Regions from separate parts of the Homo sapiens genome. Here region 1 is linked to region 2. The links are chromatin loops, found by intact Hi-C in ENCODE. Cell type or tissue: HCT116. All regions are shown on one strand. Each heading gives the region's core, and the rest is flanking DNA. Links, peaks and the distances in the headings are about the cores only.

Region 1 (16,372 bases), core at 659-4,658, 280 kb before region 2:
CCACACACCTGTAATCCCAGCTACTTGGGAGGCTGAGACCGGAGAATCGCTTGAAACCAGAATACAGAGGTTGCAGTGAGCCGAGATCACGCCACTGCACTCCAGCCTGGGCAATGAGAGCGAAACTCTGTCTCAAACAAAACAAAACAAAAAAACAGACACTGAGCACACTAATGTGAGTGCTTACTGCCTAAATGTTCTTTCATGAACACCATTAACAGTGATACTGCTGAGATCTAGCTAGTTCTTAGCCCAGTGCTACCCAGAATGCTAATTATATATAGCATATATTTTTTAAATTGCATATATACTTACACCACAGATGTGACGTTGTTAGCCAAAGAACTTTCATAATAGGGGATACCTTTACTAATTACAACACTGATTTGGCCGCCCAACGTGTTTGACACTACTCCTGCATGCACACCAGCCATGCACAATGGCGAGGACTTAAGGAAGGGAAAAGAAAAGATTCATTTTTAATTTTCTCTTAATAATTCATAAACAAGACACTCTACTTCCTGAGAAATCAGTTAATCTAGGCAGTTTCTTCATAAACTTCATAAACAAAAATAGATTATTGGTACTGTAACACAACAGTTTTAGCAGAAGAAAAAGAATAAAACACATATGATTAAAAAATGTCTTAAAAAGGCAAAAGATAAGGATATATGATTAACACACCTCTAACTACTCTGGAGTTCTAAAAAAATAGAGTTATATCACAATTTTCAAATAAGTTTATATCTGGCTTACATCTCTATATCCATGAGGAATTGTTCCAGATATCTCAGCAAAAGGAAGCAGACAACCAGCTGGGCAGTACTTACTGAGAAATGAAAACAAGCAAAAGGTTACATAATGCTGTATTTTACAGGGAAAAAAGCAACCCCCCAAAAATATCACAGACACATTTTTCAGTTCAAGGTGAATACCATAATTTCACTACCCTCAAAGACCCACCACTTCTTTTTTTTGACACGGAGTTTCACTCTTGTCGCCCAGGCTGGAGTGCAATGGCACCTTCTTGGCTCACTGCAACATCTGTCTCCTGGGTCTCAGAGATTTTCCTGGCTCAGCCTCCCGAGTAGCTGGGATTACAGGTGCATACCACCACACCTGGCTAATTTTTGTATTTTTAGTAGAGATGGGGTTTCACCATGTTGGCCAGGCTGGTCTCAAACTCCTGACCTCAGGTGATCCGCCCACCTCGGCCTCCCAAACTGCTGGGATTTCAGGTGTGAATGACTGTGCCCGGCCAGGACCACCAGTTCTAAAAAGCCCTTTCAGACTTTCTTCCATCCATATATATATAATATGTCTTTACTCACACATTTGAAACATTTTTTTGTCTTATTACATACTGCCTTGATTATTTTATTTCATAATGAATGGTAGACATGTTTCTACTATAAAACCTACTCATCAAATTTAAGAGCTAAATGATATTCTATTCTGTGGATATGCCATAATACATTTTACCAACCCTCTATTGATCCAATTTAAGCTGTATTAAAAGAGGTGCATTCATTCACGCTGCTACCCATCCACCCAACACATTTATTTGAGTGTCTATTATGCTGTCTGTTGAGTGTAGGGCAGTACTAGGTACTGGGTTTACAAAAGTCAAACAGACAAATATTGCCCCTGTCCTCACTGAGTTTATATTCCAGTGGTAGAAGACATTAAACCAATACTTACACAAATAATTGATTTTGATTCTGCTATGAAGTCATGCTGAAATAACCGCAAGAAATCTAACTTAATACAAGTAACACAATAATTCAGTAAACTTAATGAATTGCCAGGTAGCACCCTAAGTGCTTTAGGTAATCCATATAAGAACTCTATGGAGGAGATGCTAGTGTTGTCCTCATTTTAGGAAACAGGGAAATTAAGGAACTGTATGCCCATTCACACAGTTAGCAGGTAGCAAATGGGGTCTGGAGTCCATGCTCTTATGCAGGACTCTGTACCGCCCCCAGTCAGGGAATGGGGGTGGCAGGATGGGGCTCTTAGGAAGTGAAGCCTCAGCAGTGAGCTAAGGGGTGTCACTAGAACAAGTGGTGGGAAATGCACATTAGTCAGAGGGATGAGCACAGCATGAGGCAGGATGGCCTAGTGTGTGTCCGGAAGTGGGGACGGCAGTGCAAGTAGGTGCCAGAGAGCAAAACTAAGGTTAGTTAGAGAGAAGACTGGACAGACGGGCAGGTAATGCAGGAGCCTTGTGGGCTATGGTGAAGAGTATGGAATATATTTCTAAGTAAAAATAGGAAGCCAGTAAAGGATTTTGGCAGCTTACATACATAATCTGATTAGTATTTTTAAAAAAGATTATTCTGGCTCCTGGGAAGAAAAGAGATAGCAAGGAATCATGAGTGGAGGCTGGGACACCATTAGGCAATAGTACAGCAGCCCCGGACAGGGATAATGGGAGCTTGGATTTGTTGTGGCAGATCATGGAGCTGGAGAGTGGCGCGAGCGCAGCTGACCCTCTGCCAGGGCTGTCTACCATACACTGATGCTAGGGTTACCCCAGCTAACGTCCCCCTCAAATGCTGAAGAGGGCACCCTTCCCACACAGAACCATTCTTGAAGACAAAATTAAGGTTCTTGGGGGGAAGTGGTAGTAAGTTCGGAAAAGTTAGTAAGATGGCTCTTGAAAGATGAGAATGATCTGCCAAGCAGAGGAGGCAAGTGGTTCCTGGTAAAAGCTCTGTGAGCTCAGAGCACTGTAAATAACTCAAGAGTCATTTCAATATGGAGAACATAAGATGAGACTGGAAAAATGGCCTGAGGACTGCTTGTGAAAGAACGAGAAGACCAGGTTAAGGAAATCTGGACAACTGTTTTTTATCATAATAAGTAGTTTCTCAAGATTTTTATGCAGGGAAATGATCAGATATGTATTTTGGAAACAACTTGGCAGCAGTGTGAATGGCAGCCAGCAAACAGAAATAGGAACTCGATTAGAAGTTGTCTAGGCAAGAGACAAAGGCATAAAGAAGAGAAATAGTAGAAATGGTACTTGAGTAACAACACTGCAGAATTCTATAACAGCCAAAACCATGCTCTTTCAATTTTTTGAAAAAAGATAAATACCTTTTCAACTTTTACTAGGAGTTTTGCTAGATTTTGAAAAGCAACTAGTTCTACTTTCAAAGCATATTAAAATGATACTTTCATTTTGCAGATCTAAATGCTACAATAAAAGCAAAATGTAAACATGCAACTAAATGGCTTTATGCTTTAAGTAAGCTCTAATTTATTGAAGTCTCGGAACAATGATATGTATCACACAATATACATTAACCCTAAGAGTATACAGAATGAAAATGAAGAAGTGAATGAAAAGTAACATTTAAGCAAAAAAAAAAAAAAAAGTCACAAATATAATCATACCTGAACTCAGGTTCCAAAAAATTGGATGCAGTGTCCAAACAAGTAATTAGATCTAGAAAAACAAAAATAAAAAACTGATTCCATTAATATACAGGATTACCTTGCTGAAACTCCAAGTGTCTCAGAATCCCAAACTGTACTACTCTAATTTTCAAAAATCTCAATGGCACTGTCAAAGTGGTACTAAAAACTTTGCCAACTTTTGTTAATCACAATTTCTTTCTGATATTAAGTTTCTTGATTTTTGGAGCAATGTCCCCTCAATACTGTTTACTACATCACCTCAGGAAGTCACATACCATATACACACATATATGTATATGTGTATTTATATATATATATATATATATATATATATATATATATTTAGAACATGCATAGATAAGTAAAATTTATAGCTTTAAAGTGGTTTCTGTAAAATACAGCTACCCACACACAGAAATATTTCTTGGTTATTATATAACTAAAAATGACCCTTTGCTGTTTGCACATAAGGAAAATAATGACAAAGAGAGTTAATTTTATGGCTCTAACTATTAATAACTGCTAATTAAAATCTGGTCCAGAGACAGGACTGGTGCATCAGCACCTTCTGGAAATTTAGTAGAAATTCAAATTCTTGAACTCCATCCAGACTTACAGAATCTCTGGCGGTGGTGCCCAAAAATCTGTTTTAACAAGTCCTCTCAGTAATTTCTTAAGCACACGGAAGCTGCAGTAGCATTGCTCTAAAGAAATAAAACTTCTAAAATTTAACATTTTCTGCCTAGAAACCAATACAGCTGAGCAAGAACTAATCTGCCTCTAATTAAGACCAAGTTCATAGGCTATGTAAAAAGTGGCTTTGGTTAAAAAAAAAGCAAAAAAAACAAAACAAAACACACCATTTCAGTGGCTTCCTTCTCTTAGGTTAGACAGCAAAGCCTTCAACACAGCCTACAGAGTCTTGAAGTGCTGGCCTTGTCTTACTCTGCAGTCTTGTGTGTACCTGCCTTGGCTTCTCGCCGCTCCAGTCTTGTTTTGGTCCCCTGGCACAAGCTGCTCTCTCGACTTGTAAGGCTTTCCCACTACTACTTAGCTTAGCTGATTCCTCTCTAAGAGCTCAGCTTCACTGCCACTTCCTCACAGAAGCTGTCCCTCAGCTTCACAAGTCAAATTCCTTTAGCACACAGTAGGCACTTAAGTTTTGTTTGTTTTAATAAACAGATGACTATTCTGTGTTGTCAAACGTAATGTGTTATGTTAATATGTAAGCCTGACTTGTTGGTGTAATTATAGAGTTATAAGCAAAATCACTCTATAAAGCCTAGTCCCCGGACAGAGCCTGAGGCTGTTTGTCCTCACCTTTGTATTTCCAGTAGCAATAACAGCATATGGTATACAGGAGACTTATTTATTGAATCAATGGATGAATAAAAGTTTCTGATCATTAGCATGTTTGGCTAAGTCCAGTTATTTACTAACCTGCAGGGAAGAAAACCTGGAAGAAGACCCCAAGGCAATCACAAAAGTAAGTGATTTTACATATAAACGCTTGATTAAAGAACTGTGTCAAGGGTAGCCAATATACCCTTGATGGAGATAGCTCCTAGCACACTGAACAGTATATAAATATTTGTTAAATTAATGGTTACCACAGCAAGCATATGATAATCGATCATTTTATTCCATAATTCTGAAGAAATTTTGTGTTTACTATTCAACTAAAATGTGTCTTGAACTAGAGCTTAATAACTGTGTTGTACCAGTAAGAAAGGGGTATTTTCAAGGCAAGTGTATAAATTAATAGTTATAAACCACAGGCATTTGAATGACAGTTAAGCTAAATCTGTGCTTTAGGAATTTAATAGGATAGATGCCTAAATAGGGGCTCACTACCACCCAGTTGACCAACCAGAAGAGCAGGCAAATTGAATTACCAGTTCTCTAGTTATTCCTGTCAATCTTTGCCCAGCATCAACAAGAATCAATTTTCCACTTTCTGCTCCACCAAAAAAATTTCCGACTTCTAAGATTAGAAGTTGAATTTCTAAGATTAATAGCCTGGGATGAAAGGTACTGTGTGGTCCAATATGGCACTTAAACCACAAGAAGACTGCCAGCTGGCCCCATTATCTTCCAGCCACATGCCAGAAATCTGGTCAACTATGGATTATTTGATCAGAACAGGGCTTTGGTTGTAAGTGCATGCAGTGCTGAGACTCCAAAACTATGCCATGCAAATGTGCAACTCACTAAAGTTGCTCTCAAATTCCATGGAAGTTCAAAGAGCTCTCAAGGAGAAAAATAAGAATTCAAAATGGACAGCTACAAGGAGAGCCAAGAAGACTGAAGATAAAGAAAGCCTTAAGTACACACTTTGACCTTTACAACTCTACAAAGAAAACAACATCAAATAAAGCAGGCAATTAAGAAGCTTTAAAATGTCTTTCTTAAAAGCTTTTCCCAAGTAAACAGCCTTCCAGAAAATTGTCATTACTACAATGCTCCCAGCTAATAAGAACACAGCCTAGCTCCAGAAAAATCCATCTGCCCCAGAGATTTCTGATAGCAATGTATAAGTCATCATAATCAAAGGAACAGAATTGAAAATCTAGAAATAAACCCTCAAATTTATAGTCAACTGAGTTTCAGCAAGGGTGCCTAGACAATTCAATGGGGGGAAGAATTATCTTTTAGACAAATGATGCTGAGACAACTGGATATCCACCAAACAAACAAATGAATTGGACCCGTACCTCAAACTACATACAAAATAAAGTGGATCTAAACTCAAGAGCTGAAACTATAAAACTTTTAGAAAAAAATATATGAGAATATCACAACTCTGGATTAAGCAGTGATTTCTTAGATAAAACACCAAAAGCACAAGAAAACAAATAAAAATAAATGGAAGTTCATCAAGATTAAAAACTTTTGTACTTCACAGGACACCATTAAGAAAGAGAAAGATGGCACACAGAATGGGAGAAAACATTCACAAATGATATATCAATGAAAACAGATGTATCTAATATCCAGAATAAAGAATATTATTATGTGGCATTAAAAAGACAAAGGAACCAATTTAAAAACAGACAATGGATATGAACAGACATTTCTCCAAAGAAGATATACAAATGGCCAACAGGCACATAAAAAGATGCTCAGCATCATTAGCCATCAGGGAAATGCAAATTAAAATCACAGTGAGACACCACCATACACTCACTAGGATGGCGAAAATAAAAAAGACATAACAAGCACTGGCAAAAATGTGGAGAAACTGGAGTCTTTATGCAGTACTAGTAAAATTGTAAAATGGTGCAACTGTTTTGGAAAATGGTTTGGCAGTTCCTTAAAATATTAAACAAAGAGTTAGCATATGACCCAGAAATCTCACTCCTAGGTATATGCCCAAGAGAATTAAAAACCTATGTCCCCACCAACATTTGTACACAAAAGTTCATCAACTGATGAATGGATAGATAAACAAAATGGGGTGTATATACATACAATGGAATATTATTTGGCCATAAAAAGAAATGAAGTACTGATTCATGCTACAACATTGATAAACTTTGAAAATATGCTAAGTGAAAGAAGCTAGTCACAAAAGACCACATACTATGTGATACATTTATATGAAATGTTTCGAATAGGCAAATCTATAGCAATAAAAAGTAGATTCGTGGTTTCCTAGGATTGTAGGGGGTTAAGAGGAGAGAAATGGGGAATAACTGCTACTAACTAAGGAATTTCCTTTGGGGTGATAAATATGTTCTAAAATTGACTATGGTGATAACTGTACAACTCTAAATACACTGAAAAATCAATGAATTGTATATACAGATATTTTATTATTTAATTTCAACTTTTATTTTAGATACGGGGTACATGTGTAGGTTTGTTACATAGGTATACTGCATGGTGCTGAGGTTTGGGGTACAGACCCCACCACCAAGAGAGTGAACATAGTACCCAACAGGTAGTTTTCCTTTTAACTTTATTTTAGGTTCAAGGGTATATGCGCAGGATTGTTATATAGGTAAACTTGTGTCATGGGGGTTTGCTGTATCTTTTGTCATCTAGGTACTAAGCCTAGTTAGCATCCCACAGTTATTGTTTCTGTTCCTCTCCCTCCTCCCACCCTCCAGTAGGCCTCAGTGTCAATTGTTCCCCTTTATGTGTCCATGTGCTACATTTAACTGCCACTTAAAAGTAAGAACATGTGGTATTTGGTTTTCTCTTCCTGTGAGGTTAATGGCCTCCAGTTCCATCCATGTCCCTGCAAAGGGCATAATCTCATTCTTTTTTATGACTGCATAGTATTCCATAGTGTATATGTACCACATTTTCTTTATCCAGTCTACCATTAATGGACATTTAGGTTGACTCCATGTCTTTGCTATTGTAAATACTGCTGCAATGAACAATATGAGTGCAATTTATATTCCTCTGGGTATATACCCAGTAATGGGGTTACTAGGTCAAATGGTGGCCCTGCTTTTAGCACTCTGAGCAATCACCACTGGTTTCCACAATGGTTGAACTTACACTCCCACCAACAGCGTTTAAGTGTTCCCTTTTCTCCATAACCTCATTAGCATGTTATTTTTTTACTTTTTAATAATAGCCATTCTGACTGGTATGAGATGGTATCTCATTATGGTTTTGATTTGTATTTCTCTAAAGATCGATGATATTGAGCTTTTTTTCTTATGCTTATTGGCCACATATGTGTCTTCTTTGGAAAAGTGTCTGCTCATGTTCTTTACCTGCTTTTTAATGTTTCTTTTTTCTTGTAAACTTGTTTAAGTTCCTTATTGATGTTGGATATCAGACCTTTGCCAGATCCACACTTTGCAAATATTTTCTCCCCATTCTGTAGGTTGTCTGTTTACTCTGTTGATAGTTTCTTTTGCTGTACAGAAGCTCTTAATTTTAATTAGATCCTATTTGTCAATGTTTGCTTTTGCTGTGATTGTTTTTGGTGTCTTCATCATGAAATCTTTGACAGTTCCTATGACAGAATGCTATTGCCTACATTGTCTTCCAGGGTTTTTATAGTTTTGAGATTTACATTTAAGTGTTTAATCTATCTTGAGTTGATTTTTGGATATGATATAAGGAAGGGGTCCAGCTTCAATCTTCTGCATATGGCTAGCCAGTTATCCCAGCACCATTTATTAAATAGGCAGTCCTTTCTACATTGTTTATTTTTGTTAGCTTTGTCGAAGATCAGGTGGTTGCAGATATGTGGCCTTATTTCTGTGCTCTCTACTCTGTTCTATTGGTCTACGCACCTATTTCTGTACCAGTACCATGCTGTTTTGGTTACTGTAGCCCTGCAGTACAGTTTGAAGTCAGGTAATATGACTCCTGCAGCTTTTTTCTTTTTGTTTAAGATTGCCTTGGCTATTTGGGCTCCTTTTTGTTTCCATATGAATTCTAAAGTAGTTTTTTCTAGTTCTGTGAAGAATGTCATTGGAAGTTTGATAACAATTTCATTGAATCTGTAAATCACTTTGGACAGAATGGCCATTTTTATGATAATGACTCCTCCAATTCATGAGCATGGCATGTTTTTCCACTTGTTTGTGTCATCTCTGATTTCTTTGAGCTGTGTTTTGTAATTCCTGTTGTAGAGATCATTCACCTCCCCAGTTAGCTGCATTCCTAGGTATTTTATTCTTTTTGTGGCAATTGTGAATGGGATTGTGTTCTTGATTAGGCTCTTGGCTTGACTGTTTTTGGTGTACAGAAATGCTAGTAATTTTTTTTTTTTTTTGAGATGGAGTCTTGCTCTGTTGCCCAGGCTGGAGTGCAGTGCAGTGGTGTGATCTTGGCTCACTGCAACCTCCGCCTCCCGGGTAGCTGGGATTACAGGCACATGCCACCATGCTGAGCTAATTTTTTTTTTTTTTTTGGTATTTTTAGTAGAGACGAGGTTTCATCATGTCAGCCAGGCTCATTACCAACTCCTGACCTCAAGTGATCCACCCACCTTGGCCTCCAAAGTGCTGGGATTTCAGGCATGAGCTACCGCTCTTGGCCCTTCTCTCTTCTTTATTAATCTAGCTAGTGGCCTATCATTAATTTTTTTCAAAAAACCAACTCCTTGATTTGTTGACCTTTTGAATGTTTTTCTGCGTCTCACTGTCCTTCAGGTTGAGCTCTGATTTTGATTATACATATTCTGCTAGCTTTAAGGTTGGTTTGCTCTTACTTTTCTAGTTCTTTTAGTTGTGATGTTAGGTTAATTTGAGATCTAACTTTTTGATGTGGGCATTTAGTGCTATAAATTTCTCTTGTAACAATGCCTTAGCTGCATCCCGGAGATTCTGGAATGTTGTATCTTTGTTCTCATTTAGTTTCAAAGAACTTCTTGATTTTTGCCTTAATTTCATTATTTACTCCAAAGTTATTCTGGAGCATTTCCATGTAATTGCATGGTTTTGAGCCATTTTTTTTAGTTTTGATTTCTATTTTTATTGCACTGTGGTCTGAGAGTGTGTCTGGTATGGTTTTGGTTCTTTTGCATCTGCTGATTGCTTTATGTCCGATTATGTGGTCATTTTTAGAGTATGTGTCATGTGGCAATCAGAAGAATGTATTTTCTATTGTCTTTGGATGGACAGTTCTGTAGAGGTCTATTAGATACATTTGGTCCAGTGTTGAGTTTAGGTCCTGAATATCTTTGTTAATTTTCTGCTTAGATGATCTGTCTAATACTGTCAGTGGAGTGTTAAAGTCTCCCACTATTATTGTGTGGGAGCCTAAGTCTCTTTTTAGGTTTCTAAGAACTTGCTTTATGAATCTGGGTGCTCCTGTGTTGAGTGCATATATATTTAGAATAGTTAGGTATTCTTGTTGAACTGAATGCTTTACATTATGTAATGCCCTTGTCTTTTTTGAGCTTTGTTCGTTTAAAGTCTGTTTTGTCTGAAATTAGGGTTGCAATGCCTGCATTTTTCTGATTTCCATTTGCTTGTTAGATTTTCCTCCATCCCTTTATTTTGAGCCTATGGATGTCATTGCATGTGAGATGGGTTCCTGAAGACGGCGTATCATTGGGTCTTGCTTTTTTATTCAGCATGCCACTCTATGCCTTTTTAAATAGGGCATTTAGGCTATTTACATTCAAGGGTAGTATTGATATGTGTGCATATGATCCTGTCATTGTGTTGTTAGCTGATTATTATGCTGGCTTGTTTGTGTGGTTCCTTTATAGTGTCACTGGTGTGTGTACTTGAGTGTATTTTCCTAGTGGTGTTTTAATGGTTTTTCTTTTCCATATTTAGTGCTAGCTTCAAGATGTCTTGAAAGGTGGGTCTGGTGGTAATGAACTCGCTTAGCATTTGCTTATCTGACAAGAATCTTATTTCTCCTTTGCTAAGGAAGCTTAGTTTGGCTGGTTATGAAATTCTTGAAGATTTTTTTCCTTTAAGAATGTCAAATATAGGTCCCCAATCTCTTCCAGTTTGCAGGGTTTCAGCTGAGAGGTCTGTTGCTAGCCTGATGGGGTTCCCTTTGTTGGTGATCTGCCCTTTCTCTCTAGCTGCCTTTAACATTCTTTTATTTAGACATTGGAAAATCTGATGATTATGTGTCTTGGGGAGATCTTGTGTAGAATCTTGCAGGGGTTCTCTGTATTTCCTGAATTTTGACTGTTGGCCTCTCTAGCGAGGCTGGGGAAATTTTCATAGATGATATCCTGAAATATGTTTTCCAAGTTGTTTGCTTTCTCCCCATCCAATTCAGGGATATCAGTGATTTGCAGATTTGGCTTCTTTATATAATCCCTTATTTCTTAGAGGTTTTATTCATTCCTTTTCATTCTTTTTTTCTTTACTTTTGTCTGACTCTCTTATTTCAGAGAGCCAGTCTTCAAGTTCCAAGATTCTTTCCTCAGCGTGGTCTATTCTGCTGTTAATACTTGCAATTGGGTTGTGAAATTCTTGTAGTGTGTTTTTCAGCTCTATCAGGTCAGTTAGATTCTTTTTTGCACTGGCTATTTTATCTGCCAGCTCCTGTATTGTTTTATTGTTAATTCTTAGTTTCCTTGAATTGGGTTTTGCCATTCTCCTGAATCTCGATGCTCTTCATTCCTGTGCATATTCTGAATTCTATTTCTGTCATTTCAGCCAACTCAGCCTGGTTAAGAACCCTCATTGGTGAACTAGTGCAATCGTTAGGAGGACATAAGACACTCTGGCCATTTGAATTGCTGAAGTTCTTGTGTTAGTTCTTTCTCATCTCTCTGTGTGGGTGTTCCTTTAACTGCTGGGCTGCCTCTAATTGAAGTGGTCAGGTGGGGGTACAGTGGTTGTGCTGGAGTCCCAGGTCAGGCAGCCCTGTCCAGTGAGGAGAAGTGAGGACCAGGATCTACATGGAGAACCGTCTGACCACTTTTTGGTGAGATGGGTACTGTGCTTGGGGTTCAGACCAGGCTTCAGTCCCATGGACTCTCCAGAGCCTGGAAACAGCAAAGGTGAGGGCTGCAAGGCAGAAAAGATGGAAACACCACCCTCCCAGTGGGAGCTCTGTCCCAGGTTGCTGCAGAGCTGCTACTGGCTCCAAAGTCCCAGTGAAGGGAGGCTGGAAACCCAAGCCTGGAGGACTTGCCCAGTGAGGAGATATGGGAGTGGAGACCCATGTAAGAAACAGTCTGGCCACTTTTCCATGACTACTCCAGTAAACTAGGGGCCTGCTCTGGTCCCCAGTCACCTCGGATTTTCCAGCACCACTTCCCTGGGTGGGGGAGGCTCCTCTGGCCCTGTGTCGTTCCTGAGTGGGTGGTTGTCCTGCTTTGCTTTTTTCCATTCTCTGTGAGTAGAGTTGTTTTCTTTTTTTTTTTTTTTTTTGTTTTAAATTTTTTTATTGATACATAATAGATGTACCTATTTTGGGGAGTACATATGATAACTTAATACATTCATAGAATTCACAAAGATCAAATCAGTGTAATTGGGATATTCATCACCTTGAATACTTTTCTTTATGCTAAAACATTTGCTTTATTCCCTTCTAGCTATTTCAAAATATACAACAGATTATTGTAAACCATAGTCACCTTACTGATCTATCAAACACCAGGTCTTATTTCTTCTATCAAACTGTATATTTGTACCCATTAATCAACCTCTCTTCATCCCCCCACCTCCTCCCCTTTCAGCCTCCAGTAACCACCAGTCTATTCTCTAACTTCATGAGATTTACGTTTTTAGCTCCCAAATATGAGTGAGAACATGTGATATTTGCTTATCCATGCTTGGCTTATTTCACAACACAGTGACTTCCAGTTCCATGCCTGTTGCTGCAAATGACAGGATCTCATTCTTTTTCATTGCTGAATAATATTCCATTGTGTATACATCACCTTTTCTTTATTCACTCATCCATTGATGGATACTTAGATTGATTCTATATTTTAGCTATTGTGAATAGTGCTGCGATAAAGATGGGAGTGCAGATATCTTTTCCATATATTGAAACTTATAGATGTTATCCTAAAAAGTTAAAAGCCTCCCCTCAGTCTGAACTGCTTTGACATCTGGAACTTCCTTTTTCAAACCCAAAGCTGCCTGTCATAATCCCAACTGATTCCTACTGCTTGTCTTTAAATTTTCCATCCCAATAGGCCACCAGCCCTTCTGCTATAAACTTGCACATTCTTTTTTTTTTTTATTTTTTTGAGACAGAGTTTTGCTCTGTCATCCAGGCTAGAGTGCAATGGCCCTATCTTGGCTCACTGCAACCTCTGCCTCCCAGGTTCAGGCGATTCTCCTGCCTCAGCCTCCCAGGTAGCTGGGATTACAGGCATGTGCCACCACACCTGGGTAATTTTGTATTTTTAGGAGAGATGGGGTTTCACCATGTTGGTCAGGCTGGTCTCGAACTCCTGAACTCAGATGATCTGTCCGCCTCAACTTCCCAAAGTGCTGGGATTACAGGCAGGAGCCACCGCGCCCGGCATACTCGCACATTCTTAAGTCCCTACTCTTTCCTGGCATTCCTCCCTTACCTAGAATGGGTTTCTCATCACCAAAAGCATCCTACCCACTGTTCAAGGTCAAATTCAAATGTCAACTCCTGGGTGTCCCCAGCCAGAAATGATTCCCTTCTCATTTGTTCTTCTAAGATAACTATTTTCTTGCCATTTAATTATTCTTCACTCAGTAAACATCTATTGAGCACCAAATATGTGCCAGGTTCACTTATCCATCCTCTCACTCCGTATGCTATTTTTTTTTCTTCTTTTTTTTTTTTTGAGACAGAGTTTCTTTTTTGTTGCCCAGCCTTGAGTGCAATGGTGCAATCTCGGCTCACTGCAACTTCTGCCTCCCGGATTCAAGCGATTCTCTCGTCTTAGCCTCCCGAGTAGCTGGGACTACAGGCACGTGCCACCATGCCTGGCTAATTTTTGTATTTTTAGTAGAGACAGGGTTTCACCATGTTGGCCAGGCTGGTCTCAAGCTCCTGACCTCAGGTGATTCACCTACCTTGGCCTCCCAAACTGCTGGGATTATAGCGTGAGCCACCACGCCTGGCCACTCCATATGCTACTATAATTATTTGGTGCTTATATGAGGGGAGGAGATGAATTTTTCTTTCTTTCTTTCTTTCTTCCTTCCTTTCTTTCTTTTTTTTTTTTTTTAAGATTTTTAAATTTTTGTTTATTCACATTGAGGAGAATCTAAATTCTTTTGAACTTATGTATAGATTTCACCATTTTATAGTAATAAATCAGTCCTCCTGTGTGTGTGTGTATGTGTGTGTGTATGTAAACCTCACCTTGCAATATTATTATTTTAAATAGCCACTTGCATCTTAAGGAAATTAAGAGGACAAAAGAAAAGCTGCTGTTTTGTATGTATCCACATATTTACCAGCTGCTTCCCTGCCGGCAGGTGCTCTGGTTCTGCACTGCCTGTTGTCCCTTGCCTGAAAATGGTTGCCTCCAATATTTTGCTCAGTTTTCTGATTGTTTACAGTGGCAGAGGAGGGTAGATCTGGTACCAGTTAGTAATTGCCAGAGGTGGAAGTCTGTGGATGAAATTTGTATAACATGGAACGTTAGTTCCACAGTTAATGCTACTCAATTGGAACCCATGGAAATTATTTTTTGGTGAAAAGGGCCCATGCGTTATGAAATTTGAGATCCAGAACAAAATGAAAAGTCTCTCATGTCTACTTCTTTCTACACAGACACCGCAACCATCCGATTTCTCAATCTTTTCCCCACCTTTCCCGCCTTTCTATTCCACAAAGCCGCCATTGTCATCCTGGCCCGTTCTCAATGAGCTGTTGGGCACACCTCCCAGACGGGGCGGCTGGCCGGGCAGAGGGGCTCCTCACTTCCCAGTAGGGGCGGCCGGGCAGAGGCGCCCATCACCTCCCGGACGGGGCGGCTGGCCGGGCGGGGGGGCTGACCCCCCCATCTCCCTCCCGGACGGGGTGGCTGGCCGGGCGGGGGGCCGACACCCCCACCTCCCTCCCGGACGGGGTGGCTGGCCGGGCAGGGGGCCGACCCCCCCACCTCCCTCCCGGACGGGGCGGCTGGCCGGGCGGGGGGCCGACACCCCCACCTCCCTCCCGGAGGGGGCGGCTGGCCGGGCGGGGGGCTGACCCCCCCACCTCCCTCCCGGACGGGGCGGCTGGCCGGGCAGAGGGGCTCCTCACTTCCCAGTAGGGGCGGCCGGGCAGAGGCGCCCCTCACCTCCCGGACGGGGCGGCTGGCCGGGCGGGGGGGCTGACCCCCCCCATCTCCCTCCCGGACGGGGCGGCTGGCCGGGCGGGGGGCCGACACCCCCACCTCCCTCCCAGACGGGGTGGCTGGCCGGGCAGGGGGCCGACCCCCCCACCTCCCTCCCGGACGGGGCGGCTGGCCGGGCGGGGGGCCGACACCCCCACCTCCCTCCCGGACGGGGTGGCTGGCCGGGCAGGGGGCCGACCCCCCCACCTCCCTCCCGGACGGGGCGGCTGGCCGGGCGGGGGGCCGACACCCCCACCTCCCTCCCGGACGGGGCGGCTGGCCGGGCAGAGGGGCTCCTCACTTCCCAGTAGGGGCGGCCGGGCAGAGGCGCCCCTCACCTCCCGGACGGGGTGGCTGGCCGGGCAGGGGGGCTGACACCCCCACCTCCCGGACGGGGCGGCTGGCCGGGCGGGGGGCTGACCCCCCCACCTCCCTCCCGGACGGGGCGGCTGGCCGGGCGGGGGGCCGACCCCCCCACCTCCCTCCCGGATGGGGCAGCTGGCCGGGCAGAGGGGCTCCTCACTTCCCAGTAGGGGCGGCCGGGCAGAGGCGCCCCTCACCTCCCAGACGGGGCGGCTGGCCGGGCGGAGGGCTGACCCCCCCACCTCCCTCCCGGACGGGGCGGCTGGCCGGGCGGGGGGCTGACCCCCCCACCTCCCTCCCGGACGGGGCGGCTGGCCGGGCAGAGGGGCTCCTCACTTCCCAGTAGGGGCGGCCGGGCAGAGGCGCCCCTCACCTCCCAGACGGGGCGGCTGGCCGGGCGGAGGGCTGACCCCCCCACCTCCCTCCCGGACGGGGCGGCTGGCCATGCGGGGGGCTGACCCCCCCACCTCCCTCCCGGATGGGGCGGCTGGCCGGGTGGGGGTGCTGACCCCCCCATCTCCCTCCCGGATGGGGTGGCTGGCCGGGCTGAGGGGCTCCTCACTTCCCAGTAGGGGCGGCCGGGCAGAGGCGCCCCTCACCTCCCGGACGGGGCGGCTGGCCGGGCGGGGGGCTGACCCCCCCACCTCCCTCCCGGACGGCACGGCTGGCCAGGCCGGGGGCTGAACCCCCCACCTCCCTCCCGGATGGGGCGGCTGGTCGGGCGGGGGGCTGACCCCCCCCACCTCCCTCCCGGACGGGGTGGCTGCCGGGCGGAGACGCTCCTCACTTCCCAGATGGGGTGGCTGCCGGGCGGAGAGGCTCCTCACTTCTCAGACGGGGCAGCTGCCGGGCGGAGGGGCTCCTCACTTC
Region 2 (16,372 bases), core at 5,769-9,768:
GGGTCAGGTCTTTCCCATGCTGTGTTCATGACAGTGAGTACGTATTTTGAGATTTGATGGTTATGATAAGGGGGAGTTTTCCTGCACAAGCTCTTTGCTTGCTGACATCTATGTAAGTAAGATGTGATGCTCCTCCTTGCCTTCCACCATGATTGTGAGGCTTCCCCAGCTGTGTGGAACTGAAGTCCAATTTAACCTGTTCCTCTAGTAAATTGCTGAGTCTTGGATATGTCTTTATCAGCAGTGTGAAAATGGACTAATACAGTAAATTAGTAGCAGTAGAGTGGGGTGCTGCTGAAAAGATACCTGAAAACATGGAAGTGACTTTGGAACTGGGTAACAGGCAGAGGTTGGAACAGTTTGGAGGGCTCAGAAAAAGACCAAAAAATGTGGGAAAGTTTGGAACTTCCTAGAGACTTGTTGAATGGCTTTGACAAAACCTGATAGCAATATGGACAATAAAGTCTGGGCTCAGGTGGCCTCAGATGGAGATGAGGAACTTGTTGGGGACCGCAGCAAAGGTGACTTTTGTTATGTTTTAGCAAAGAGAGTGACAGCATTTTGCCCCTGACCTAGAGATTTGTGGAATTTTGAACTTGAGAGAGATGATTTAGGGTACCTGGTGGAAGAAATTTCTAAGCAGCAAAGTATTCAAGAAGTGACTTGGGCGCTGTTAAAGGTCTTCAGTTTTATCAGGAAAGCAGGGCATAAAAGTTTGAAATTCTTCAGCCTGACAATGTGATAGAAAATAAAAACCCATTTTCTGAGGAGAAATTCTAGCTGGCTGCTGCAGAAATTTGCATGAGTAATGAGGATCCTAATGTTAATCCCCATGACAATGGGCAAAATGTCTCCAGGGCATGTCAGAGGTCTTCACAGAAGCCCCTCCCATCAGAAGTCTGGAGGCTCAGGAGAAAATGGTTTAGTGGTCCTGGTCCAGGGATCCCTGTGCTGTGTGCAGTCCAGGGACTTGGTGCCCAGCATCCCAGCCACTCTAGCCATGACTAAAAGGAGCCAAGGTACAGCTTAGGCTGTTGCTTCAGAGGGTGGAAGCCTCAAGCCTTGGCAGCTTCCACGTGGTGTTGAGCCTGCACAGAAGTCAAGAATTGAGGTTTGGGTACCTCCACCTAGATGTCAGAAGACGTATGGAAACACCTGGATGCCCAGGCAAAAGTTTGCTGCAGGGTTGGGGACTCATGGAGAACCTCTGGTAGTGCAGAAGGGAAATGTGGGGTCAGAGGCCCTACACAGAGTCCCTACTGGAGCACCACCTAGTGGAGCTGTGAAAAGAGGGCCACCGTCCTCCAGACCACAAAATGGTAGATCCACTGACAGCTTGTACTGTGCACCTGGAAAAGCCATATACACTCAACACAGTCTGTGAAAGCAGCCAGAAAAGGGTTTATATCTTGCAAAGCCACAGGGGCTGAGCTGCCCAAGACCATGGGAACCCACCTCTTGCATCAGCATGACCTGGATTTGAGACATGAAGTCAAAGGAGATCATTTTGGAACTTTAAGATTTGCCTGCCCCCCCTGGATTTCAGACTTGCATGGGGCCTGTTGCCCCTTTGTTTTGGCCAATGTCTCCAGTTTTGAATGGCTGTTTTATCCAATGCCTATACCCCTATTGTATCTAAGAAGTAACTAAGTTGCTTTTGATATTACAGGCTTATAGGCAGAAAGGACTTGCCTTGTCTCTGGTGAGACTTTGGACTGTGGACTTTCGAGTTAATGTTGAAATGAGTTAAGACTTTGGGGGACTGTTGGGAAGGCATGCTTGGTTTTGAAATGTGAGGACATGAGATTTGGGAGTGGCCAGGGGTGGAATGATTTGGTTTGGCTGTGTCCCCACCTGTATCTCATCTTGAATTCCCACATGTTGTGGGAAGGACCCAATGGGAGGTAACTGAATCATGGGGGCACGTCTTTCCCATGCTGTTCTTGTGATAGTGAGTAACTCTCATGAGATCTGATGGAATTATAAGGGGGAGTTTTTCTGCACAAGCTCTTTGCTTGCAGCCATCCACGTAAGACGTGACTTGCTCCTCCTTGCCTTCTGCCACAATTGTGAGGCCTTCCTAGCCATGTGGAACTGTAATTAAACCTCTTTCTTTTGTAAATTGCCCAGTATCGGATATGTCTTTTTTTTTTTTTGCAAGATGGGATCTTGTTCTGTTGCCAAGGCTGGAGTGCAGTGGCATGATCTCGGCTCACTGCAACCTCTGCCTCCCAGGTTCAAGTGATTCTTCTGTCTCAGCCTCCCGAGTAGCTGGAACTACAGGCATGTGCCACCACACCTGGCTAATTTTTTTTTTTTTTTTTTTTTTTAGTAGAGACAGTGTTTCACCATATTGGCCAATCTGGTTTTGAACTCCTGACCTTGTAATCCAACCACCTTGGCCTCCCAAAATGCTGGGATTACAGGTGTGAGCCACTGTGCCTGGCTTGGATATGTCTTTATCAGCAGAGTGAAAACGGACTAATACAGGCAGCCATTAAACCTCACTGAATTTCAGCAGCTTCATAAGAAAATGAGGAGGTTTGGATTAAATAATCTTTAAGGCTGCTTCTGGTTCTAGCATTCTTGATCACAAGGTATTTGCTTTTCAGTTAATTCAAGTTGTTCTTAAGAAAAATGAATATATTATCCCAAAGGTAGATATCCCTGAAATTGTGTCTTATAGCCACTGATTTGAGATATTTTCTCTTTTTAGTCAGTAGGTCTTTATTTCTTTTTAAAAATAATGTTTCTTCTCTTCTAACCTGGTCTACCCTTTAGGGCAGACCTTAGGAGTCTTATTCACCTTGTACCAAACTTTTTTGGTAAAGAAGTTCTAATTATACACCTAATATAATCAGAAGGATCTAGTGTAATATATTGCCCACAACATCCAGAATTTTTACATTCTATGTTGGTTTGAAAGATTGGTTTTTGCTAAGTATTTTCCAACATCTCACTGCTCTTAATTGAACCCTGAAGGCTTTTCTTGGCAACTGATTTCAGCCCTCACTGTCTGGGAAGGCCCTGATGTGGGCAGAAGCAGTGTTCTATTAGGAGCCTTCATTTCAGGTTACCCCTGATTTTCCTCTCAAGGCTCTGCTTAGTCAAAAAGAGACCATCTCCTGCAGCTTGATTGATGCCCTAGATGGATTTTCCAAGACAGAGATTGCTGGTGCCTAGGGTTTAAAACAAATCCCACAGTGGGTGCCAGGGAATGTGGTTTTGGGACCAAGATTCTGCATTCACATCTCCCTGTTCCTTGTGGAGTCATTTCTTTTCCTGTTTAGTGTATGAAAGAACTTGGCCAACAAAATTAAGCAAATTAATGATTGATGGTATTTTTCCTCTATTGAAATTCATTACTATTTCTTCAGATTTGCAAGTAGATGGTTTGAAAATTCTTCAAAGGTCTGAATGGCGACAAAGTTTAGCTCCTGCTGTCTTTGTGCTTCTCTCTCATTGGGCCAGAAGTAGCTTTTTAAAAATGAAAGCAAGTTTACAGAAAGATGAGCAGGCTTTACTTTGTATATTTGCTTATATAGAACCATGTTATGGACTAATTAATTTTGATTGTGTTGCTGGCTAAATATCAGAACATGGCCTAGGTTATCATAAAAAATAAAATGATCTCAGAACCTTTTATTGGCATGAATAGTGTGTGATGTCTGCTTGGAATAGTCAGGCTTCTCTGGAGATACAGAACCAGTAGGATATTGATACAGAATCGACAGGGTATCTCATTATATATATTACAAAATATTGGTTCATGTGATTATGGAGGCTGAGAAGTTCTACAATCTGTGATCTGTAAGCTGGAGCCCCGGGAAAGACAGTGGTGTAGTTGGAAGGCCTGAGAAATGGGGAGTTTTTGGTACAGATTCCAATGTGAGCCTGAAGACCTGAGAACAAGGAGAGTTGAAGGCAGGAGAAGATTAATGTCCCAGCTCAAGTAGTCAGGCAGTGTCAGCAAATTCTCACTTCCACTTTTTGTTCTCTTCAGGCCCTTAACAGATTGGATGCTACCCACTACATTGGGAAGGGCAATCTGCTTTATTTAATCTACTTATTCCAACACTAATCTCTTCCAGAAATACCCTCAGGCACACTCAGAAATACTGTTTAATCGAGTATCTGGGCATCCTGTGTTTCAGTAAGGGTAACACATACAATTAACTATCACACTGGTAAAATGATTTCAGATTTCATCAGGAGAAATCCTGTCATTAACAAATAATAGTGTCAACAATTATTTGTTGAAGAAATTGGAGTTCTTTGGGTTCTCCATCACAATTAAGTTGGTCTACATCCTATCAGGTGACATGACTGTGGCTATATGATTAGTTTACTAGGTAAGGCTTCTAGCTCATGGATACCTGGGCCTCTGCCTGCTTGTCCTCTGTTGCCCAATGCTGTTACCCGGTGCTGGCTGCAATATAAAATAGTTTAAACTTTTTAAAAAAGAAATCCCAAAATATATATAGATGATCAACATTTTAATAAAAACAACACACTTGTAGAAAGTTGGAAATTAGAAGAGCAGAGGAAAATTATGCCTATTCCTACTACCTATTAACAACCAATACTAACAGTTTGTATATTTCCACCCAGTCTTTTTCCTGTACATTTTGAATTATGATTGTGACCGTATTGTGCATAAAATTTTATATTTGCCTTTTCTCATTTAGTAAAATAATTGAAGCATCTGTTCATGTTGTATAACCTCTTTATAAGCATAATTGAAATTTTAAATAATAACTACTTAACAGTGTATAATATGGAATTTGCATATTAATAAACATTTTTTTATTTCAGTTGTTCACACATACTCATTACTATGTTTTACACATCTTTATAGTATAAATATATTTTCTAAAATTTTTTTAGGCGAGACACTTAGAATTTCACTGATTCTTGAAGTTATCATTGAGCAATAAAACCAAAAAGAACCTCAGAAATTATCTTATCACTTTACAAATAAAATGTATGAGTGCTAGGGGCACTATGGAAGAATTTTAAGAGTGTATTTTTCTTTCTTTTGTTTCTGATTTGAGATTATTGCACTCGTGCACTAAAAGAAGTGGAGGAGGGGAGTTGAGTAGTCCTTGAAGTCACAAAAGACACTCCCAGGTGACTGTCTTTGGCTCCCATTCACTCTGACAACCACACAGAAAACTGTTGATGTATCTAGTCAGCATTGTTATAAGCTACTTTTGGTTATCAGCACTTTCATCCCCTATGCCTTGAGGTTTCAACGGGGCATGATGCTCTCTCAGATATTTTTCACCTCTCTACCCCTTGAAACAAAGATTCTACCTTGTATAAGTTACTGAGTCAGAGCAGGAGCAAGGACCACATGTCTTTATTCCTAATCCAGTGATGGAGCTTTATGGGCAAATTGGGAATATTGCTCTGGTATTTATTTGTCTGGCCAGAAAAACTAATTTTTTTTTTTCAGTTTTAAAGCCACTGATTTGTTCTGTTTTTAGTTTTCATTATCTTCCTGATTATGATGAAGAGCTTCCAAAATGAAAATTGAGGCTAGTATTGGAAATTTATCTATCCATCACCCCTCTCTTCTTTGCTTTCTTGCTTGTCAGTCTCCTTTGATTGTTCTTTCTCTCTAAACATTTGTTCTTCCTCTCTGAAGCAATCTTTTTTTTTTGTCAGCAATGATTGATTCTCAGGTGGAAAATTGCTGCTCCACTTTTTTCTGGGTTTTGGGTGACATAGTAAATAAAAGGGAGGTGGGAAAATTCTCAATTTAAATTGGAACTAGATGGCTTACATTTGAATCTGAGCTCTGGTAGTTATGTGTGACTTTGGACAATTTACTTAAACTGTTTGTGCCTCAGTTTCCTTATCTGTAAAATTCCTCTAATATTATAACTTCCTTCATTGAATTGTTTGAGGATTAAATAAGATGTTATAGGTAAATCATAATATGGTGCATAGAAAGCACATAATACATTTTTTATTATTTATTCCATTAATAAGAAATTAATTCAGCTATAGACTTCAGTTTTAAAGTGTGGGTATACCCTGAATGTTTAAAGCTGGTCAGTCCTTCCTACTTACGGTTTAGTTGAATTATGTCAAACAATATATTTAAATATTTTAAGCACTTCAATGTGCCAGCTGTGGAACTGAGGGCCATCCTTGTAGTATCTTCTCTAGTCCTGAAAACAATCTTACTATGTGGACCAATTATTCTTAGTGTATATATGAGGGAAATGAATCTTAAAGAGGTTACATACCTGTCTAAGGCCATTCTCATAGCTAAGGGGTGCGAGAATGGAATTTCTAAGTAGAATTTGGGCCATACCTCTTCTCAAATAGCCTACAGTGGTTATAATTCAGGATAAATCATTTTTACTGGGATGTGAGAAGGAAGGTAGAATGAAAAGTTAGAAATCTTGAAAAATTAATTCTGAACACCTTGAGTTTCTAAGAATTGAGAGAGAAGTCTTTTCACTTCCAATAACAAACTGCCCATTTTGCAGTTGTGACTAGGATTATAAGGTTGCCTACATGCCATGTGCCACCAAAGTCATCTTTTCCACAGCAAATTTCCATAGGGTGATGTTATGGGGGTTATGTTTAGTATCTCTGGGAAATTTAAAAGGATAAGTAATTTTAAATAACAATGAGTAATAATAATTGGACTGGAAATGTAAAAATTAACTGCAGACATAGGCATTATGCAAATACATACTTTTGTTTCCCTAATAATTCTCAAATACGTTTTTAATTTTTAAGAGCATTAGCATTTTCCCTGTAGTTAAATTAAAAATTTTCTGCTTTTAAGCAGATTCCATTTTCATATTCTTGATCTGGCTTTCTTCTATCATACCTCCAGTAAACTGACAATCTACTTATATATTTCTAGAAACTAGAGACAAAACTTCTTAATATTGCTTTTGCTCCTTATTAAGGACAAGACTGGCAAAATTTGTATGTTTCTCTCTCATGTCCTTTTACCACTGTCATTCTTCTCCTTGTCCTGTTGTCCTGTGCACATCTCCCCACTTCCCTGGATAAGAGCATAGGTAAAGGTAAAATGAGAGCTGGTCAGAACTTAGTGGCCTTTGGGTCAATATATTGCTCAACCCATATTCTTTTACTTCTGTATCAAATGAGCTGAGGGAAATCCTAAAGATGACACAAGGAGCTTCCATGGCTACAGAGCCTCCATATTCAAGTTCAAGGTAAGAATTAATTAATGTTAAACTGATATAATGCCTTGGGTTTAAGGATTTTTTCCCTAAAGGGTTGGACTAGGTCATTGGTTCCTAACTTGAAGGCCCCAGACTTCCTCCCTACCAGATATTTGCAAAGAATAAGGACTGTTATTGACAGTATGTTAAAAAAAAAACTCAGAAATCATACATTCAACAAAAGACAACTAAAAATTCAAGTTTCTTTGTTTTATATTCAAAGCATCAACATAATGTTTGTGTTAGCATGGGTCCTAATCAATAGCTCTGATTAGAAGCTTTATTTTTATAAGTTAAAGGTGTGAAAATAATTATTAATACACAAAGTTTGCTTGATGGACACTCTCATAGCTTAAACTACCACCTATAGTTTCATGCTCATAAACATTGTACTCTTAAGATCAATCTCTCTGTCAGTTCCCAAACCAAATATCCAACTACCCAACAAATCGAATCAACCCCCATATGTTATATTGTTCCTTTGAACTGAACTCTTATTTTTCCTCTTACTTCCTGACCCTTCCTCTGGCTTCCCTACTTTCATTAACCCATCACCCTCTTGTCAGGTCCCAAGCAGGGCATTATGGAATCACCCTTAGTTTTTCATCTCCCCCTTTCTCAAACGCAACCATATAATTCTGTCACTTTATTTTATTTCAGAAATATGTCCTATTTATGTTTCTCCAAGTTCATGTTCATGCCACATCCTTGGCCTAGGTCCTCCACTCATAGTTGATAGTATAGTTGGTAATGTTGAAAGTAAGCCCTAAATTCTGTTCCTGACTCCTGGCTCTTCCCTGTGAAGTGTGCTCAACCCATGTTCACCACAGATCTTATCGTGGTACTTTTATTTATAAAATCTCTTCCATATTACTCAAAGAGCAAATCCAAAGTCCTTAGCAAGGATACAAGGTCTTTAGATATATAGCCTCAATCTAATAAACTGCTCTTTTCCTGTGGCTTCTGATCCATACCTTGTATTCCACACTCACTGAAAGATCTATACCCACTCTCATGTCTGTATTAGCTTCCTTAGCTGGCACTGCTCCCCTCTACCTAATTTGTCTTATTAACTTCTACTTTTTTTTTTTAAGACCCAACTGATTATCATCTATCTTTAGCTTTTCCTTCAGCCATGATTCCTCATTTCTTTTCATTGTACTCTCACTATATCATTCTATTCATGTATTCATCCATTTAATAATCCATTGGTTGATATGTCTATCCATTCATTTGTCCATATATTCATCCCTCTAGTCATCCACCCAAATATTTGTTGACTTTCCACTATGTGTTCTAGTAACTGATGATACAGCAGAGAATAATACAAAGTACTTAACCTCATGATTTTTATACATTCTAGTGTGAAATAAATAATAAGCAAATAAATGTTAAAATAATATTACTTCAGGTAGTAATCAGTGCCATTAATAAAAATAAAGCAGTTTAAGAATATAGAGGGTAGCAGAAGTTGGGGAGTGTTACTATAACAAAATAACACAGACTGTAATTTATAAAGAACAGAAATGTATTGCCCACAGTCCTAGAGGCTGGAAAGTCCAAGATTAAGACATTGGCAGGTTTGGTTTTCCAGTGAGACCTACTCACTGCTTCCAAGAGGGAACCTTGTTGATGCATCCTCTGGGAGGAGAGGAATGCTGTGGCACACATGGCAGAAAGCAGAAGGGCAAGCTAGCCAAATGCTGCTGGAAACCTCTTTTATAAGGGCATTAATTCCATTCATGAGGGAGGACCTCTCATGACCTAATCACTTGTCAAAGGCCCTCCCTCTTAACACTATCACATTGGCAACACCTGAATTTTGGAGGGAACACATTCAAACCACAGCAGGGAGGCTGGCTGCATTAAATCAAGAGGTCAGGGATGGTCTTTCTAAGGAAGTGATAATTGAGCTGAATTAAGAGCAGTAGCCATGCTGGTAAACTTCAAATGGATTGGATTTGGGCAATGAGGGAAACAGGAATGAATGATGAAGTCTAGGCTGGAGACATGGGCAGCTGAGTGAACAGTGGCACCATTTCCTGAGATGAAGCAGATTGAAAGGGCGTAAGATAGAGGATAATATGTTTATTGTACAGTTATTTAATTACAGATTTACATCTCACATTAGTTTGTGCATTCCTTGCAGAGTTGTGACATGTTTTCTTTATTTTTGGACTAAATAATAGTGGCAAAATATTTAAAAATAAGTAGGGGAGAACTATGGGGGGAGGAGGCTCATAAAAAGGCCACTACATGGCAAAAACATGTAGGACAATTTTACTACTTTATTTCTAGAGTCATTTCTAGCTCTACAATTGTGTGGTCTTAAGTCTTAAAATTTCAAGATAAATTACCCAGTCATTGAAAATCAGGTACTTATTACCAACAGGTATTCAGAATACTATTCCTCATATACAAAAATATTGCCTTGTTCTCTAGAAGTTTTCAACTTAAAATAGCATCCTCAATATTGATCAGAAGAGCAAATTGGAATACAAATTAATAAAATAGCAAAAAAATTCTTAAATATGGTTAATATTAGAGAGGTCTTGAAGCAATACTATAAGCTCAATGCCATATTTTTATGACATCTTTTTGATTACTCACATGATCTATCTCTCTTTCAAACATGGATCACACTTGTGGATCATTTATCATGTTCTAAGGAGGCAACACATAATCATAGGAATAACAGAGGGAATGGAAAATAGAGCCTAGTGCCTCTTCTACCACTTACATTGGGAAATCAATTTGAGATTTCCAAACCTCATTTTCACTGACTAAGAAATAGGGATAATCATACAGGCCCTAAACATTTCATAGGGTTATAGTGGCCCTTAGCCAAGTGACTTTGTGGACTTAAAAGTTGTTCATAAATTGTAACGCTTTGCTCATAGTCAAAGTAATCCCTTTTGCTTGTAAAATATTTGGCATTTCCAAGCACTGCAAAAGCCTCAAAGACATAATCACTATTCCCAAAGAGCTTACCCTGTAGTAGGAGTAATATTAGCATACCCAAGGAACTGTATATCAAGACATAAGAGAGATGCAAAGCAAGATGCAGGAAGTGATACAATTAGTGTCATTTCTCATTGTAATTATTGCTGTACTAATTTATTTCCCATAGAGGTAATAAATTCCTGAATGGTAGAGACCATGTCTTGTCTAATATTATTATATTCCCATTATTGGCAGAAGTTAAGAGCTCAATAAAGATTAGTTATATCAATGAGCCCAAATAAGGAAGCTGGGCTGAGGAACCATTATCACTACATATATAATCTTTTGGTTTATATATATGGTTCCCTTGTTCCCCCTGTGTCTCCTTGCTTTTGGACTTTGGAATGTCCACTTTATGGAACTAAATTAGTTTTCTTGGGCTGTACTCCTTATTCTGGATGTCAGCTTACCCTCCTATAAATATTTCCAAAGACATTCCCAAAAGATATGCCCACCTCAATTTTCCTAAGAGAAGTATATTTCCCATAGATGTTTTAGCAAAGTTAGTTCAACTTCTTGAAGTTTGTGGAAAAGATGGTTTAGAGTTATAATTATTCTTATTCACTGATCTTAGTACATCTTACAATAGCTTATTATAGATATATTAGTAATTGCTTATACTAAAATTCCCCAACACCCCAGAGGAGTCATCAAGAGACATGCTCCCAGGTTATATCCTGACACCTCCAACTTAATCTGGTTAACTGTAGTAAGATTGTTACAGATGCAGGAAACAGCTGCAAAATGACATACTTTGCCCGGAAACTTGGTTTCTATGGTTTTAAGCCAAACTTGCTATCTCTTCTGAATACACACTTTTGTGCAATGATGTCTTTCCCACGTGCATTCCAAATACATGTGCCAATTTTTAAGTATGACTCAGCATGAGTATTGAACTTGCCTGTCTTCACAGAACACATGGCTCAGTCTCATGACAGGTTATACAATACAGAAAGGAATTATTTGATCATTTATGTTATGTCATAATTGTTTCATGGCCATTTAAGATCATGGTGCCCAGAGATATGCCATCAAATAAGTATAACTAGCTGGATGTTTTTGGTTCACGTGAGTTTTGTTGTTGGGTCATGCTGATTTGTGCAAAAAAACAAAAATCATGATGTATTTGGGAAAATTTCCTCTTTCAGAAGTCAGGAGGTCAGGATTCTGGTTCTATCTTTTCCACTAATTAATTTGATAACCTTGGAAAAACTATTTTACCTTTTAAAATCCACTATTATTACTGCTTAATAGAATTTCACTGAGTTTATAATGGTTCTTTCTAGCCAGAACATTCTTTACTGCTAATCACTTTTGGCATTAAATTACATTAGCCTGATTAATTACTTAGCTTAGGAAAAGCAGTGTTTAATAAAATTTTGAATAGCAGAAGGCAGATTATTTGGTGATGTAAATAAAAAGAATGCATTTGTATGTATCAGAAGCAGTCTAAGACTAGAAATTCTAATATATAGAATAATTCCAATAAGAACAATTCTAATTAGTTGTCCCTTAACTAAGAAACTAAGGGACTTGTTACCCTACCTAACACATTGTCAAGTGAGACTTGCTATTGTTCCAGAATTGGAAACAGGGATCCAGAATTAGAAGCAGAAGGACACATAGAATCCCCATGTTCTAATAAGGTTACTTAATGAGTACTATTGGGGCCAGACCTTTTCAGGTCTTATTAAAAGATGACCAAGTTGGCTGTTTTACTTCAAACATCACTGTATCCTGACTACCTATCTATATGAGCAGAAACTATACAGACTACAGAAATTTGAGAATAATTGGAGTCTAAGCAGAGATAACTGAAACACTTTTACTTCCTCTACAGAAGCGATAGATAGTGGTTCCTTGAGGAATCACTTCCTTCCCTGAGTCAAGAGATCCAAAGGAGCCAATCCTAGAGATTAGAGGAGACAGCCACTGGCATCTCATTCTCTGTGGGATGTATGCCCAGGTGGATAACTTGCTGAGCTGCTCTCTGTGTGGAATTAAGCAAAAGAAAAGGAACTGGAGAAATATGGCATAAATGAGGGAGGGGATAAAAATGGAGCAGGGGTACACCTCACTCCCCCTGTCATGGCAGGATGGATGCAATACTCATAGGCAAAGTATCTTCCAGGCAAAGGCAACCTAGAAGCAAGAGGCTGTGGGTTGAATGAGTATAGGAAGACACTTATGGAGATTGACAATGTCAATCTAGACCAAATATCCTCAGGCAGAAATTTTAGTTAGAAGACCCAACAAGGGTCATCTAAAGATCCCACTTATGTGTCCATTCGAGGGCCATCATATCAAGATCATCTCACAGAGAGGACTGCTGTAGCTATAGATAAGTAAGAAACGTTTGCTTCCAATCTTTCGTTTCTCCTGTCTGCTTCCCACATGCCACAAGAGAAGGGGACTCAGCAAGGGAACAAAGATGAGTTAATGGAGCACTCCATGCCCCTTCCTTATTCCATATTCTTCAGGCCACAGCTAACTTGAACTAGAGGAAGCGTGGATAAAAGACTAAAGTTTGAAATGACAAATTGGATCGAACTTTTTGATAACTGGAAGTGGCTGGAAAACTATGGAAATTGACTGAGATTTTACAAAGAGGTGGTAAATGAACAGCCCTCCTGGCATAGTGAAAGTCGTTTAAAAAAAAAGCCGAAAACCATTTTATTTCTGTATTCCACTGAATCCAGAATGTTCAACAATCTGGCAGCCAAATTATAATATTCTAATGCTTTGATTCAGAATTTTAAATGTAGGAATCCCGGCTTTGCTTCATATGGTGTTGTTTCTGTCACTATTGAGTGGATATGTGGCTACTTCTAGCTTAGTGTCCAGAATGTGTGGAAATTCATGAAACACTAGGGTCTACAAAAAGGAAAGAACATTGGGTTAATGTTACAAATTATTTACAGAAAATATCTGTACATTTTTTATTGGGAGACAGTTCTCCATGAATACTTTTATATTTTTGTATAGCTCAGGTTTCAATAGCAAATATGTGCTGGAAAGTAGAAATGGTGCATTGCTCCAGAAAGATTTAGAGACTCATCTCTCCAGAGCCACTTGCTTACGTTCCATGGTCAAGCCCTTCCCCTCCATTTCCCAGATGTATTAGTCTGTTCTCACACTGCTATGAAGAAATACCCAAGAGAAGGTAATTTACAAATAAAATAGGTTTAATCGACTCACAGTTCTGCATGGCTGGGGAAGCCTCAGAAAAGTTACAATCATGGCAGAAGGCACCTTTTCACAGGGTGGCAGGAGAGAGAATGAATGCCAGCAGGGGAAATGCCAGACACTTAAAAAACCATCACATCTCCTGAGAACTCACTCACTATCACGAGAACAGCATGGGGGAAACTGTCCCCAAGATTCAAATACCTTCCACTGGTCCCTCCCATGACATGTGGGGATTATGGCATTGCAATTCAAGATGAGATTTGAGTGTGCACACAAAGCTAAAAAAAATATAATCAGAGAAAATTTGGTTGCATTTCAGGGTAAATGTTTCTCTCTCTATGGAGAGGAGGAGGGGCACATGTCCCACGCTATGTAAGTTCTGAGTCATAATTTCAGGTTTCTTCTCCTGTTATACAAACCCCATTGCATGCCCAAATGAATAACTCGTCCTTATGCTGGTAGCAGAAGTGGAGCTAAAATGCTTCTGGTGGGGAAACTGGAGCTAAAATGCTCTATGAGAGCATGTTTTCTGTTAGTATTTATGGCATACACTACATATACATACATATAGACATATACTACATATATATGTGTGTAACATATGTTAATTTTTGTAAATAACAATAAAATAAAGGTATTAAATATTATGATGTTAAACAACTTTATTCTACTCATGTTTATAAAAATTCACATATACAACAAAATAGTCAGTTTTAAGCCCAGAAACTAGTATAAAGCATTTAATATTTTATTTTTACTGTATTATTAAATTTTACAAATTGTTTTGGTAATACTAATAGTTTAACTTGTTTGAAGAATTAAAGTACTTGGTTTGTATTTCTTGGGATGGCCCTAACACATTTGAACAACATTCATTCCGTTAGAAAAATACACTGTAAAGATCTATTATCAAGAAAGAAATTTCGTAAGTATTGAGTGCTATAGATTTTACAGTTAAGGTCTAAACTTGGTGCATATTTTGAATTTTGACCCAGCTGGGTATATCTTTAAGGGTCAGTAGGAAAAATTGTTTTAATGAAGATCTGTTGAGGTTCCCGACAGCAACCTTGGCTGGATGAGCTGGGTTGCTTTAGGTCAATGGCCACATTCCTTACTTTCCTGCCAAATGTAGCACAGAGAGAGGGAGTTGAGGTATGAAACAATAGGAATTAGTGAGGAGGGATGATTTTGAGTGTAGAACATCACAGTACCACTTTTCCTGTCCTCCTGCCTTGCTCCAGGGCAATTGCCCTGGGTCCTTAGCAAGAAGGAGACAAAAATGAAATAGTAGATCTAATCAGATGGAAGATTTCATCTTTTGTGCTGAAGTAGAAGAGATAACACAAAGTAGTATATTTTGTGATCAAGTTGAAGATGGTTCAACAAACAATGAGCTCCTACTGTGGGTAAGGTACTGTGCTAGGCACTCAGGTCTACAAGATGGATAAGATGGAGTTCAAAACTGTGTCTGTGTGTCAGGGGGTGAGAGGGTTGTTGAAAACCAGAAAAAGGATTCCAATGTAAAGTAGTAAGTACAGGGATAGAGAAGCAAAAACTCAGGCATGGGAAACAGTATGGTGTCCAAGGAGAACCACAGCAATTAAATAACAGTAGAACGGCAGTCCTTAATCTTGGCTGCATAGTAGAATCATCTCATGAACTTTTAAAAAATGCCCATGACCAGGCCTGACCCAAGAGAAATCAAATCTGAATTTCCGGAGGTGGGGTCCAGGCACTGGTAATTTTTTAAAGCTTCCCAGGTGATTCTCATTGCATTCCAGTTGAAACCCACTGTAATGGTCATTGAGGGTGAATAAGTATTTGAAAATGCTATGTGAACTACAAAGCCCCACTCCGCTGCCAGACTGAGAGCCCTTTAACATAGAGATCATGTCTTATTTGTCTTTATATCTCCACACTTACCAATATAGGATCTGTCACATAGAAGAAGCATGGTATATATCTGCTGAATGGGTGAATGAATGAATAAATCAACAATGCGAATAAACACATATTGAAGTCTTGAAACAGCATTTAAACAGAAAAAAAAATGATTAAAGGGAAAATATGCACTTACGGTTTATATTCAAACAGAAAGTTTAGACAGGCATATAAACTTATGGACTGATTCAAATTAAGTTGATTTATTGCAACTTTCAAACATAATGTGAATGAACCTTAAAAATATATACAGAAATATGTCCCTGCTTTTGAGTGCTCCAGCTGAGAACATGGCTTGGTGAACAGACAATTTAAACAACAACAGATCCCAGAAAAAAAATTCAATATTTGAAATCAGAACACAGTGGAAATCTTGGAAAGTAATCATGTTTTATTTGGAGCCTCCCATTTTTATTTTGAGCCTCCCATTTTAATTTTTTAGATGGCCTGGTTTTGAATAAAATCACATACACGTGTGTGTGTGTGTGTGTGTGTGTATACATAATTGATGTGTGGATTCAGACATTATGGAAATGTTCAGATAAAATTAATCTGTAATCCAGAAGTGATTAATGAGTTTTAAATTTAAGAAAAAAGTTGCTTGCTTTTTCAACGGATGAGGAAAGGCAAAGAACTAAAAATACATTGTATTTTCACTCTGCACTTTGCAATTTCTAAGGAAATATCATAAGAAATTGTGTCCTCATTATTGATGTCAAAGAAAAGCTAACCTTTTTGTGCTTTTGCTGCAAGTTGACTTTGTAGCTAACTGGTCACCATTCTGCCCCTGATACATACTCATTTATCAGTATCACTTCCAAGGAAGGAGTTAGTGTATGCTTCCATCAAATGCCTGAGGAGTGCATGTGGGCAAGAAAGAGAAACCATGTTAAGGGAAAAAAGAGACTCCCGTAGAAAGAGCACCTCAGGGAAGTACTGATCATGAGAATAAAGTTTTCATAGTTCAGAATTAAACAGGTATCGAGATCTAATTAGAACTCTCTTCTAGGAACACAGGGATA

What was found. A loop is a pair of places that touch in the nucleus more often than their neighbours do. Peaks named below come from ENCODE experiments on the same cell type or tissue, not always from the same donor. Only the 100,000 strongest peaks of a DNase experiment are listed, where the experiment ranks them.
Region 1: a loop joins it to region 2, with 2.8 times the contacts of the local background. A loop is called at or near these places in 3 of 110 quality-filtered maps.

The regions. Positions count from the first base shown.
Region 1 is chr3:98,821,913-98,838,284 of GRCh38, forward strand. It overlaps DCBLD2 (discoidin, CUB and LCCL domain containing 2), which reads right to left. Exons shown (of 16, transcript NM_080927.4): 4 at 3,403-3,454; 5 at 757-829; 6 at 316-449. Among named protein-coding and RNA genes, the nearest start is that of ST3GAL6, 67 kb to the left of the region's middle. In HCT116, for the core only: a CTCF peak has its summit at 2,567; no DNase peak of the experiment used is centred there; H3K27ac peaks cover 1,104 bases.
Region 2 is chr3:99,097,669-99,114,040 of GRCh38, forward strand. No RefSeq gene overlaps it. Among named protein-coding and RNA genes, the nearest start is that of LINC00973, 190 kb to the left of the region's middle. In HCT116, for the core only: no CTCF peak of the experiment used is centred there; no DNase peak of the experiment used is centred there.